Linked DNA regions of Mus musculus: regions 1 and 2 are each linked to region 3. Evidence: chromatin contacts called from ENCODE POLR2A ChIA-PET data. All regions are on one chromosome and are shown on one strand. The core of a region is the stretch at or near the end of the contact, and the rest is flanking DNA. Distances in the headings are between cores, read along the strand shown. Region 1 holds the start of Eif4g2 (eukaryotic translation initiation factor 4, gamma 2). Region 2 holds the start of 1700012D14Rik (RIKEN cDNA 1700012D14 gene). Region 3 holds the start of Usp47 (ubiquitin specific peptidase 47).

Region 1 (4,312 bases), core at 842-3,341, 940 kb before region 3:
TACTTCCTCCTCCGCCCGAAGAAGCACTATTCAAAAGAAAATTTTTACTATACCAATTATGCCTCACTTGGAAGGGAACCTATTTATATTTTAGAAACTGCGTAACAAAGTGAACTTTGGCCTAAAAGAAAGTGAACTGGAGGCTAGAGATGGCTCAGATATTCAAAGCAGTTCAGTTCCTAACATCCACATGGCAGCTCACAACTCCAGTCTCAGAGGATCTGATGCCCTCTTCTGACACTGTACACAGAAATGTATGCAGACATACATTCAGACAAAATAATCCCCCACCCCACCCCTGTAATCCATTTACTCTTTATTCTAGAACCACAGCACATTAGTGGGAATTGGTAACGACTTTGTTTTTTGAGTCAGGGTTTCTTTGTGTAGCCCTGCCTGTCCTGGAACTCACTCTCTAGACCAGACTGGCCTTGAAATCAGAAATCCGCCTGCCTCTGCCTCCCAAGTGCTGGGATTAAAGCCGTGCGCCACCACTGCCAGGCTTTTATGACTGGCCCTTTCTGAACACCCCCTCCAATGTATCTACTACCCACTCCCAAAACCATACCTGAAACGAGAAGCACCCCCTTCTGCAATCGCACTCTCCACTTTGGCGGCTTGACAACGAAGAATCTTCAAAAGAATAATATTAATGGATGGGGTGGGGAGGGGAGGGGATGGTAGAAATGAAAAGCCTGGAAAGAGAGAAAACACCAAAATTAGGTACTGCCATACTGAGCTATAAACTTTCAAATATAATTTATTTCCGCTCCCAGCACTGCAGCTGGTTGAACTTTCACTGCATTGCAGCCCTCAGAAGACTAAAATAGAACGAAGTCAAAACCCACAAATACACAATAAAACCTGTTTAGCCCCGTGGATTCTCTTAGTATTCAAGGATGCAAAGAACAGCTTTTGTGAGAAAAATAAAATGAAAAAAAATCTGGATGCTGCCTAGGAAGCAGCCGTATTATGGGGCCTTTAAAATTAAACAGAAATGCTATCAAGACCGGCGGTGCTACAAGGGATATGTCTGCGGTACTAAAATGGGTGGCCGGGGTGGTGACAGGCCGGCCAGAGCCTCACTACCCGGTGTTGGGCAGCTTTTCCTCCGCTCGTCTTTATAAGCCCTTCCTTTTACACAGGGCGCGTGTGGAAAGCCGCCGGAAGGCCGGGGCCACAACACAACATGGCAGCAGGCACCTCCGCCCCACTCCGCGCGAACAAAAGAGCAGCGAGTTCCTCCCCCAGGCCCAGGCTGGCTCAGCTTCCGAGCGGCGTCTAGCGAGGGCCCAGGCCTGGGCGGGAGGCGCCCCCTCCGGGCCGGCCCTTTGTTCTCCCGCAGGAAGGCGGCCTCCTGCCCACCCGCCGCCTCCACCATAAATCCCCCGGCTGACAGCGCCTCGGCTGCCAAGGCCCACAAAGGGACCGAGACTCGCTCTTGGCGTCGCCCGAGTGGGACATCCCGCAGTAGGGCCACACACCTCCTCCCCGCCGGGAGGCCGGGCTCCGGACTCGTCCGCCTCGCTGGTCCCGCGCCAACGGCCGGGCCCTGCCGCGGGCCGCGTCCCTCCCGCCGAGGCGCGAGGCCTGCCACGCTCGCACGCTGTTCCCGGATCCCACGTCAGGATCCCGGCTGCGCCCGCCACTCGACCGCACGTCAGCCTAGCTCTTCGGTCGACACAGGAAGGAGCGCGGAGGCCATAGATTTCTAAGTAGCCCAAAGGCAGAGGAAAGGCCGCCCCGCCCGGCTCCGCCTGCGGCCGCCATTTTGTTCCACTCGACAAGAAGCGGCCAGGGGCGGCGGCCATCTTAGAGGGCTCCGCTCGGCGGCGACTCCACTCACCTTCACCGAGAACTCAGCAGCTGCCACCGCAGCTGCCTCCTCTGGATCCGGTCGTCGGGGACGGGGAAGGGAGGGGGAAGGGGAACGGAAAACAAAAAAGGGGGAGGGAAGGGGGAGGAAGGAGACGCGGCCGGCTTGAAAGTCTCAGCTCAGAGGAGTAGCTGCTGCAGCCGCCACCTGGTACCCGCCGCCACCTCCATAGAGCTCCGGCTCGCTGCTGGCGCTGAGGCGTGTCTGAAGCCCAACTTATCACTCTGAGGCGGCCGACCCACTAGAGCCTCCCCGAGTGGCTCCTTCGCTATCCAATCAGCAGCCGGGCTTCCGTCCGCTACCAATCCGCGCAGGGCGGCGGGGAGGAGCCAGCGGGCAAGCTCGGTTGCGGCGCAGCCTCGCCGCAGTGCGCAAAGCCATATTCGCGAAGGCTCTGGGGCCAAGCCAGTGGCGTAAGGGCGGCGGGCCGGCGCGCTGCGGGACTCTTGCGTAGCGCCGGGAGCCCAGTGAGTGTGCGCCGCCGGGCCGCCTGGTCTTCCTGGGCCGGCGCTTTGTTCCGGAGTCCCAGCCTCATGCTTGCATAGAAGAACCTTTTCCTCGCCTCTCCTCCCTGACCCGCCCGGGCCTGGCGTCCTGAGGGCTCGGCGTGGCCTTGCGGCCTGGCCTCGGTTTAGCGTCTGGGAGCTTTGCTGAAGAGAGGGACGTGTGCCCATCGATAGGAATGCGTTCTGTTTGTTGGTCCTCCATCTGCAGAGTAACGAGAAAAGGATCAAAGGAAGGGCTTTGTATCCCAGGCTAGAGGCAGCTTTAACTCAAATGCTCGGCCTGCTGTCACCGAGCTTGACCCAGACAGTATACTAGGCTGGCTTGAGAAGTGTTTGCAGAGCGCGGGCATTTGGAAATTGCAAAGTCATTTTTTAAAGTTTTTCCTTCATTTTTAACAAACATTAAAGACGGGCAGCGCAGTGCTTTCATTTTATTTAAGGGCTATATAGGAAAATGAAGCATTTCAAACTATACTTCCAGGTGGTATTTTAAAAGATGGGTTATGTATGTATGCCACAGTATGCAACATTTTAGCTTTCCAAAAATGAAGGTATGTAAACGAGAAATGTCCCATCTCTGTTAAGCATGCATTTTTTTTTTTCAATAAGATGGGTTACTAAACTAAAGCACGTGTGTTTTCAACAGTCATGGCTTGGAATTCATTCCCAAGAGCTGGGTTTTCAAAGACCCAAACGTAATTTGGCATGTCTTGGTGTTGAAAGCCCTAGTTCTTAAATAGAATTTTCAGCAGACAATTGTACTTTCCTTAGTATTTAAGTCTGCTGAAAAGTGTGGCTTTGAAGGTTTATAATTCTAGTAAACTTAGGTCTTTGCCTTAGAATTAATGCTATTAAATAAACTTTCACTTAAACTAAAAACTGTAAAAACCATTTTTATTTGGGGGTTAAGTGTAAAAAAGAAAAGCATTTTTTAGGAGAGGGGCAATTTTTTTCAATATAAGAGATTTTGCTTTGTATATATAACTTGTATGGCTTTATAACTAGTAGAAATATATACTGTGATATTTTAGTTTTTCACAAGTGATTTACATTCATTATGATACACTAAAGACATCTGTGTGCTAGAAACACAGTGGTCCAAAAACTCAATACTCACTATACTAGTGTATGTGTCAAATAGCCACTTGGTCTAAAACATGGATATTCTAAATACAAAGGACTAGAATGTAAATATATCCTAATATATTTATATTATGCATATATCTAATAAATAAAACAGAAACTAAAATATAAAGTCTTAAAAACAGGATCTTGAATTTAAAAAAATGTTAAAAGGGACAGCAAGGTGGTGCTGCTGGTAACGAACAGCACCACGTGCTGCCAAGCCTCATGACTGAGCTCAGTCTCCAGTCCCACATGGAATAAAGAGAGAAGGCTCACTTATACACACACATTTTAAAAAGGGCTTTTTCAAGCTTTGTTAATTGCAAAAATCTGCTATGAATTTTCTATGCAGGTATGTGAGGTGCTAACTGACAGGGAGTAAAACCAAGAAGAAATTCAAAAAAAAAAAGAGGCGGAGCGTGGTGGCACTCGGGAGGCAGAGGCAGGCAGATTTCTGAGTTCGAGGCCAGCTTGGTCTACAAAGTGAGTTCAGGACAGCCAGGGCTACACAGAGAAACCCTGTCTCGAAAAAAACCAAAACAAAACAAAACAAAACAAAAAGATGGAAATAAACATAGATTTAAAAATTTTACTTTTCAGTCATAGATATAAGCATTCACAAATTTAAAGTTTCTATCATATTTTAGATGTGTAAAACTTCAAATAATTGGATTTGAAATGTAACCAAACAGCTTTATATGTCATTTTATTCATTTCTAATTAAGTCTGGAAAACTGCTAAGAGTCTTAACTTGTTAATATATTTTCACATGGTTTTAATCCTGGCAGTATTATTTTTGTTTTCT
Region 2 (4,268 bases), core at 513-3,012, 900 kb before region 3:
ACAATGAACACGTCTTTCTGTAATTGCTCTCTCCACCTTGATAGCTTGAACTGCAGATTCTTCAGAAAAATAAAATTAAGGGATAGGGTGGGAACGGGAGTAACCAGAAGCCTAGAATAAGAAAAGTTAAAATCAGACACTGCAGCAAGCAGAAGTATCAATGTCTACCATGACAATTTATCATATTTTAAATATAGTCAATACAAATGATTTTTCACTACAATGCAGCTCTTGGGATGTAAACAGAGAATGCCTAGTATGTAGTAAAGTAAATATGCTAATATTTTCCATTCCACTTACTGTTCTGGTAATTTCCTTGCTTTGAAATGCTTTTTTACCCACTGACATAGAAACATTCGTGGGTGGTGGTGGTGGGAATAAAAACCAACTGAGTTTTTTTTTTTTTTTTAAATACAGCCCCATTTCAATATCTCTAAAACTAAAAACTCAATCTAAAGTGGAATCAGATATGCAAGTGTTACATGACATATGCTGTTACTATAACCAGTCTGTCCCCGATCTAACAATTAATGCTTACTGAGTAACTCTCTTATTTTCTGTGGCCTGTTAGTATCTGTGCCCAATTCCTCATAAAGGTTAATTCATCTAATTGTCAAGAACCTGAGATTATCAACGACTGCATTTTAGAGAAAGATACAGGGAAGTTGGCACCTGCTAGGTTAACACATTTAGTCAGTGAAGAATGAACAGAGTTCCCAAACTGACTGTGCAGCCCACGTGCCTCGACAGTACTTGGGAGTTTTCTACTTCATCAAGCATAACGAGCATTTGGTACTAGAGGTTGGTGTGTGTGTACAAACAGATTGCCAGCGTGTTGTAACAGGCGAAGGCAGCAATCTTAAACTAGGCAGTAGTTAGAAAACCTATTCCTTAGCAGTGGACTCTCCTTCCAGCCTCGATTTAAATTTAGCAAAACAGAGAGCTTCTCGGAGCCACTGGTTCACCATAAAATGAAGTTTCCCCACCTCGTTGTCAAGTGGGCACAAAAAAAAGTAGCTTTGTTTTCTTAAAAGGGCCCCGTATTCCTTTCTCTTCTGAGGTACATCCCAGCAGCTCTTGGGGACAAAGCATCTGCCCTCCTAAGTTTCCAGTTCCTTTCAGGGAACACTAGGGTCTCCCCTTAGGGGCCTTTTGCTGCCAGGCGGCCCTAGGTGTGAACGGGAGCGCAGGCCAATCGCAAAGGTTAAGAAGCAGAAGGGGCCGGGCAGCTCCACTAGGACCTAGAAGTATTTCAACGCGGTCACTTCGCCCTGCGGCCAGTGACAGCCATCCCTCCGGGCCAGGCGTGCACTGCTCGCAGAGCACCACGCCCCCGGAGGCATGCTTCTTGCCCTAGCCTACCAGTGGGTGACACAGGATTCCTCTCGCCCCAGGAATGTCGACTGTGCCATCGACATGAAGTCGTGTCAACACACCCAACACCTTTCCACTCCATCTCCATCGCCCTACCGTCTCGGCTGCGGCTGGGCTGCAGAGCCGCGTCGCGGTCCCCAGCCGAGCACGAGACCGCCATTTTAGACAGCTCAAGGCAGCGGCCATTTCGGAGCGGCCCACTCGCCGGTGGCTCAGCTCACCTTCAGCGAGGGTCTAGGGCCAGTCGTCGGGGACTGGAGGGAGGAGGGAGAGATGAAAAACAAAACAGAGGAGAGGAGGACGCGGGACGGGGTGATGCTGTCAACTCAGGGATACCGCCTAAGCCACCTCAAAGGGCCCCGACTCTCGGACGGCGCGGCCTGAAGTCTGAATTCAGGGACTCTTAGAGCTCCACTGCGGCCAGACGCGATGGTCTGCAGGAGCGACTTCGCCGCTGTCCAATCAGCGACAGAGCTCATCCCTACCGCCAATCCGCGCTGAGCAGCGAGGCGGGACTAAGAGCCCAAGTTTGGTTGAGGCGCGGTGTGACCTGGGAGCCGCCTAGCCGGCTCTGGGCTCCGGGCTGGCGGGCGAAGCCATTGTTTTCTGAATTCCCCGGCACGCCGTGGGCCTGGCGCGGGTTTAGAGAGCAGATTCCGGGGCTCCTCCAGTTCCACGTGGCTGATGCTGACAGACAGATGGCGGCCCAGTCGGCATTTCCCTCAGCTCTGTCGCTCTGCAAGGACTGCTGAGACAGCTATGGATCCTGAGCTCGCCAGCCTAGGCTGATGGTGGCCCGGTCACTCAGTGCTTGGAAGCGGGAAGAAAAAACTCACCTTACTCGGCGTGCATAAACCTTTACCAGCCGGGGGGTTAGGCCAGGCCAAGGGCACGCCTGATGTTTGGCCTCCCAGGTGGCCCAGCAGGACGAAAGGGAAAATCCTTAGAACTCTTCTTTTTCTGAGGTTTACCTCAGCGTTACCAACTCATCTCTGTTGGGTGGGCTGGCAACATTTGGGTGTTTAAGCCATCTATCCCCGTTCTCCCTCTTTTCCAAAAGGGCATGGCCAGGCTTGAGGTCCTGTGTGTAGGGATTAAAAAGCATGTGCCACCATGCCCCGCGAAGCCTAACCCTTAATAGTAGTTATCAGGACTGATGGCAGTCATCAAGCTTCAGTATAATTTTGGAATAAGATTTTGTTTATTATATATTTTTATATATGTCCCCAATGTGAACTTCACATACCTGGTTTGTGTCTTTGTAAATTGGAAAAAAAACTCAAAAATAAGACAATGGGAAGAATAATTAAACATATTCGTGTTTAATTAAAGACTAGGATTTAACTTAGGCTCTATATGCTGACGAGTCTACTGTTCTTGAAACATACAGATTTTTTTCTGTTAATTGCTGTGTCAAATTATAATTTATTATATATTTATATACAGTTATGATTATAATATATGTTGGTTGAGAGAAAAATACAGGCAATGTAGGACTCAGCAAATAAAGATAATAATACTGTTTATAGAGTGCACTGTAGGAGCCAGGGGCTGTTTTATGTACTTTTTGTTTTGTTTTGATATTTGAGACAGGGTTTCTTTGTGTAGCCTTGGCTGCCCTAGAACTTGCTCTCTAGACTAGGCTGGCCTTGAACTCATAGAGATCTGCCTGCCCCTGCCTCCTGTGCTGGAATTAAAGGTATGCACCATCACCACCTGGCTGTTTCATGTTCTTTCAATGTTTTAATTCATATACTCATCACCAGTCTAAGATCAGATCCTAGTTATAGGTAAGGACTTAGAGCATAGAGAAGTACATTTTGCAAACATGACCAACTGATAGTCTATGTTGGGTTCCTTTTTAGTTGTGGGAACCACAAATTGTGTATTTGCTTGTGTGCATGCATGCTCTCATACAAAGTTAATTTATATTAAAGACTTGTAAGATTACAACAATATATCAGTAAAGAAGGTGGGGCCTCACTTTTAAAAAGGAACTGAAAGCTGGGTGTGTTGGCACACTTCGTAATCCCAGCACTGGGAGGGTTAAGGAGAGATTACCACACAGACTGAGAATTGTCAGACCAGCCTGGGTTACAAAGCAAGACATTGTCTCCAAAAAATGGAGGGAAAGGTAGGAAGACAATTCAATAAAGTACTTGCAAGAAAGAGCCAGCATGAAATTCTGAGTTTAGTCTCCAGCACTAATGTAAAAAGGAAGGTATGGCGACACATTTGTAATCTCAGAGCTCCACATCTCAGTGTCTTAAGAAAAAAAGTAGGAGGGCTGGAGAGATGGCTCAGATGTCAAGAATACTTGTTCCTGTAGAAGACCTAGGGTTGATTGCTAGCACCCATATTGTGGCTCAGTTCCAGGGGATCCAAGAGGCACACATGTGGTGCATATACATGCACACAGGCAAAACATTCATATACAAAAACAAAAAACAAAAAACCCCAGCAAAACAAAATTTCAGAAAAGAAACAAGATGGCTCTTGAAGAACAATACCTGAATTTAATCTCTCACATGTACACACACACACACACACACACACACACACACACACACCAAACAAAACAAAAATCTGCAATCTGAACCTCAAGTAAAATCATCACTGAAGCAGTAACAAGAACTCGGTTCCTTCAGAAGTCTGAGGTGGCATTTCTTTTGACCTTGGTTGTGGCTGGATTACATACACTACAATTAAATTCTCTAGGAAAGATGATGAGCCAAGTGCTCTGAACCTATCGTGAGCCAGTGTCCTGCTCTGGGATTTACAGTCCACCCTATCTTTTAAAGCTGGGGGATGCCCTGGAAGGGCATGATTGCCACCAAACAGACTCTGAAAGATTTGATAGTAGATAGAGCCCATCTTTCCCAAACAATGCAGCA
Region 3 (4,272 bases), core at 1,757-4,256:
GGCTCTAACAATCTTTTCTAATCTTCTGGCTCCTTCTCATTCTCTTGCTCATACTGCCTTTACTTAGCTTGTTCTCTCTTCAATCTGTCTCTGGAAAACTCTGGGGGTAAAACTGCCTCCTTCTCCGTCTCTGTGCTGCTCCACTCTCCCTCTCAACTCCACTGCACTGCTCTCCAGGAACTCTACTGTATTCCTGTGCTGTACTCTCTTCTTGAGACATCCATCTCAATAAATTAAATGAATAAATAAACAAGAAAAAATTAAACCTTATCAATATTTAGTCCATAGATCAACATCAGCATCTCACTATTCTTAAGTGAAAAGTATGTTCTCTGCAATGTGGGTAATAGTTCAGGGGTTCTTCACTTTATTGCTTCTTGGTATATTAAGATTTAGTCCATGTCAATTCTCTCATTATGTTTGCTAGCTTTATGTCAATTTGACACAAGCTAGAGTCATCTGAAATGAGGGAACCTCAATTGTGAAAATGCCTCTATAAGATTGGACTATATATATACAAGGTGTTTTCTTAATTGGTGATTGATGGGGGAAGGCCCAGCTACTGTGAGTTGCTGGCAGTCTTGGTGCTATAAGGCAGGCTGAGTAAGCCATGAGTGTAGGCCAATGGGCAGCACTCCTTCAGGGGCTCTGCATGAGCTCTTACCTGTTCCTGCCCTGTTTGAGTTCTTGACCAGACTTCTTTCAATGAAGGACTATGCATAAGTATAAGTCAAATAAAACCCTATTCTGCCAGGTTGCTTTGGGACATGGTGCTCCACCATGGCAATAATAACCCTGACTAAGATACTTGCTATATTATTATTTCGTTAAATCAACTTTTACCAAGATGAAAGAATCCAGAAAGGATTTCACGAAAGAGGTCATGAGTGTAAGCATGAAGGAAAAAAAGGAAAACTAGAATGGCACCTAACTTCTAACAAGGCTTCTAGAGAACCAGCTCACTTAGGAAATGGAAATGGCATGCGTGAAACAGATTTGGACATACTCCCACTTTGTGATTTTGTCCAAGATGTGCCAGCCAGGGGGACCGTGGATATGCAAGTTGAGTTATTCACCTTTAGAACAATTTACATTTCAATAGTCAAGAGAATCTTGATGCAGTATTTCTTAAAAGTCTATGATGAAGTTTCAAACATTTACATATTAAGGCTGAAGAGATGGCTCAGTAGTTAAGAGCACTTGTTGCTCTTACAGAGGACCCAAGTGACTCACAACTGCCCATAACACCAATCCCAGAGCATCTGGTGCCTCTTCCAACATCTGTGAGCTGCATGGTTGTGGTTCATGTACACTCTGATACACACAAAATAAAAAATAAAAAAAATTAAACACTCTTCCCAAACTCATCATATGTATGCTTAAACATGAAGACAGACTTTTTTGGCCTTTTCAGAAATCTGAGTAGTGTATTTAAAGAATTTTTAGTCTACTTGGATTTTTGTTTTTATTTTGTTGATTGTTTTGGGAGAAGGTATTTGACTGTTCTGGGAGAAGGAGGTAGGGATTGAATTCGGAACGCTCTGTATGCTTGGAAAGTCCTTCACCACTGCAGCCCACCTGTTAAAACATAAAAATTCTAGTTGACATTAGGAAAGATGGAAAATTAGTAGCTGAATTTCAACAAAACCCTTTGTATGGCTGGAAGCTGAAACAGATAAAAATGAGCATTGTATTAGTAATAGTAGTTGAAAATGCACTTCTTCCATTAGGATCAAAATCTTTGTGGGTTACCTTTTTCAGCTTATGACAGCTATTAAAGCCAAGTACAGAAATAACCTGAACACTGAATCAGATATTTTAATAAGTGTTTCACAAAGAATTAGCTTTTAAAAAACTAATGAAACCTAGTCAATCAGAGTGCGTTCACTAAATATTTTCAGTAGGGTTAATGGATTTTTTTATACCATTACTACTTAAAATCTCGTTTATTTTAAATGTCTGTCTTTGCTATAATTTTTAGAATTTGTAGATGTTTTACAGTGCCACAAATAGCAGAATTCTAATAAATCTTACATAACTGTATAGAGAGCTTTTCTTGGGTGTGGGGTGTTCAATAGTAACAAGTTTGGCGAACCAATAGCATAGGTAAAGGAGTTGGCGCTGTGGATGCTGGGTACATGGCACAATGGAATTAACTCAGCAGGCTGTAAGAGGACTAGTTTGCCAAAAGTCTTCATGAAAGACGTCTCACTGGGTCTTCATAATGGAAGGAGTGCGGTGAAGGAAAATGACTAATAGGAGATTTGTTTGGTCAAACACATGGTATTTACCGTCTGGGGAGATTACAAAAAAAAACATATTCAAAAGGACAGCACAGGTTGAAGCGCACCACAGCTCTGCTCTCAAAAGGCTCCCTCAGACTTGGCCCTGTAGGAGGATGACAGCAAGCCACCCAGAAGGGTGCAGGGGAGCACCTCTAAGTGTAGTGACCCCTCTTTAAGGGGCTCCAGGGGCTAGCTGATGGGCACCGAGGTCCCTAAGGAGAGTGGGGCGGCCACGAAAACATGACAGACGAGGACCAGAGCCTTGAGGGCGAAAGCCAGAAAGGCGATTTCTCTACAAGGCGCGTTGTTTACCAGCTCGAGGCCAAAGGTTCCTCAAGTGGGGCTGCAGCGGGGTCGCTGGAGACCAGGAAAGAGTCTGGGGACTGCAGGGCTGAAAGGGGGGCTTTGAACTGGAGCTCGTTCGTGACGCAGGGGCCTCGTCCCTCCCTCGGCCGACAGAGGGAGCCGGAGGATGGGAGGACCGGCTTCCCCGTAGTGAAAAGCGCCTACACCGGCTCTCAACCAGCGTAGCGCGGCGTACCCCGGGGCTGAGCAAGAGGTGAGAAGATCCCGAGCTCACGACGGCCGCCTGCATACCCCAGGCGCCAGACGCCGGGCCGCGCGCCCACTGCGTTGAATTCTCGCGAGAGCGGCGGCCGCCATTTTTCCATTGATTGCCGCGGGCCGGGGGAGGGGCGGCGGCGGCGGCGGCAGCGGCGGCGGCAGCAGCGGCGACGGCGGCGGCGCCCTGGGTCGGTGTCTGCGCGCTGGTGTCTAAGGCCTGAGCGGAGGCCTCCTCAGTTGCTGGAGCGCAGGCGGCTGGGAGGATGACTGTCGCTGCCGTTCTCTCCTGAGACACAGCCGCCGCCACCTCCACCAGGCCCCCGCAGGCAGGGCGGAGACGAGCGGTCGGAGTCTGAGCGATGGTGCCCGGCGAGGAGAACCAACTGGTCCCGAAGGAGGTGAGGGGCCGGCGGGCCAGACTAGGCCCGAAGCCTGCGGTCCGCTCGAAGTCGTGCAGGCCCCGAGCGGGAGGCAAGGCTAGGGCCGGGCAGGCGTGGGGCCGGGTGGACGGTGGGCGCGGCGGGCAGTTGGAGACCGCTGGTTCCCGGGGCCACGTAGCCGAGGGAGAGCTCCGGCTGCGAGGGGCTAACGCATCAAAGACTGGACCCGAGGAGTTGGGTTCTGCTCCCGGGGGTGGGGGGGAGTATTGCGGAGAGAAAGTGGCCTTTGAAGTCCAGACTTCACACACGTCGAGCCGAGAGAGTTAAGAGAGATCGTTTCAAAGAAAACATTCTGGAACAGTTGCCCGTGGGCAGGACGGGGTGACGGTGCTGCTTCTGGGGTTTGACAGCGTATAGCTTACGGGGCTTGTGAAATCGACACCTAAGTTGAGATCTGTGGGAGGGCAGACTTAACTGTTAAAGAGTTGTCGGTCTCCCCACCCCCCTCCCCCCAGCCTCCATTCCCCCTCCTGTTACTTCGTAGTACTATCGGCCAGCCTAAATGGGGCCTACCCAGGATCGTTGAAAAAGTAGTTAAGTGGGGCTTGAACGGGAGGGTAAGAGATAGCCGAGTTAATTTCACCATATGGAGAGACGAAACGTTGTTTTTGTGTGTAATTTTGGTCTTTTTCTGGTGTTGCCAACTTGGGTGACTTAAATTCTTAAAAGCGAGTGACATAAGACTCCCGGACTTCTTGGCTTCCCTTGAACAGTCAGTAGTAGAAGATTAAAGGTAGAATCCTGCACTGGCCAGTGGATTTCGACATATTAATAGTCCGTTGGCTTTATAAATATCCTCAGCATATTCAAACATGTATTTTTAACTGCTGGTCGTCAGGCTTAATGCTTTGGACTTTTATATCTCATATACCTTAAATAGATGCCAAGTGTTAAGTTGAAATTAGGATGGTAGGATCTTGATATTTATACACGATCATTTCGGATTCCTAAATGTTTAGGTTTTGTTTGTTTGTTTTTTAATT

What was found. ChIA-PET counts read pairs that join two places held with the same protein, here RNA polymerase II (POLR2A).
Region 1: POLR2A ChIA-PET joins it to region 3 with 15 read pairs in Patski. The contact joins the promoter of Eif4g2 here to the promoter of Usp47 in region 3. POLR2A ChIA-PET finds 5 or more read pairs at or near these places in 2 of 5 experiments (Patski and embryonic stem cell).
Region 2: POLR2A ChIA-PET joins it to region 3 with 10 read pairs in Patski. The contact joins the promoter of 1700012D14Rik here to the promoter of Usp47 in region 3. POLR2A ChIA-PET finds 5 or more read pairs at or near these places in 2 of 5 experiments (Patski and embryonic stem cell).

Annotation. Positions count from the first base shown.
Region 1 is chr7:111,080,939-111,085,250 of GRCm38, forward strand. It overlaps Eif4g2 (eukaryotic translation initiation factor 4, gamma 2), which reads right to left and starts at 2,092. Exons shown (of 22, transcript NM_013507.3): 1 at 1,847-2,092; 2 at 569-695; 3 at 1-26. The coding sequence starts at 609.
Region 2 is chr7:111,120,913-111,125,180 of GRCm38, forward strand. It overlaps 1700012D14Rik (RIKEN cDNA 1700012D14 gene), which reads right to left and starts at 1,763. Exons shown (of 3, transcript NR_015573.2): 1 at 1,471-1,763; 2 at 1-111.
Region 3 is chr7:112,020,500-112,024,771 of GRCm38, forward strand. Usp47 (ubiquitin specific peptidase 47) reads left to right here and starts at 3,007. Exons shown (of 29, transcript NM_001357952.1): 1 at 3,007-3,247. The coding sequence starts at 3,209. It also overlaps Gm3960.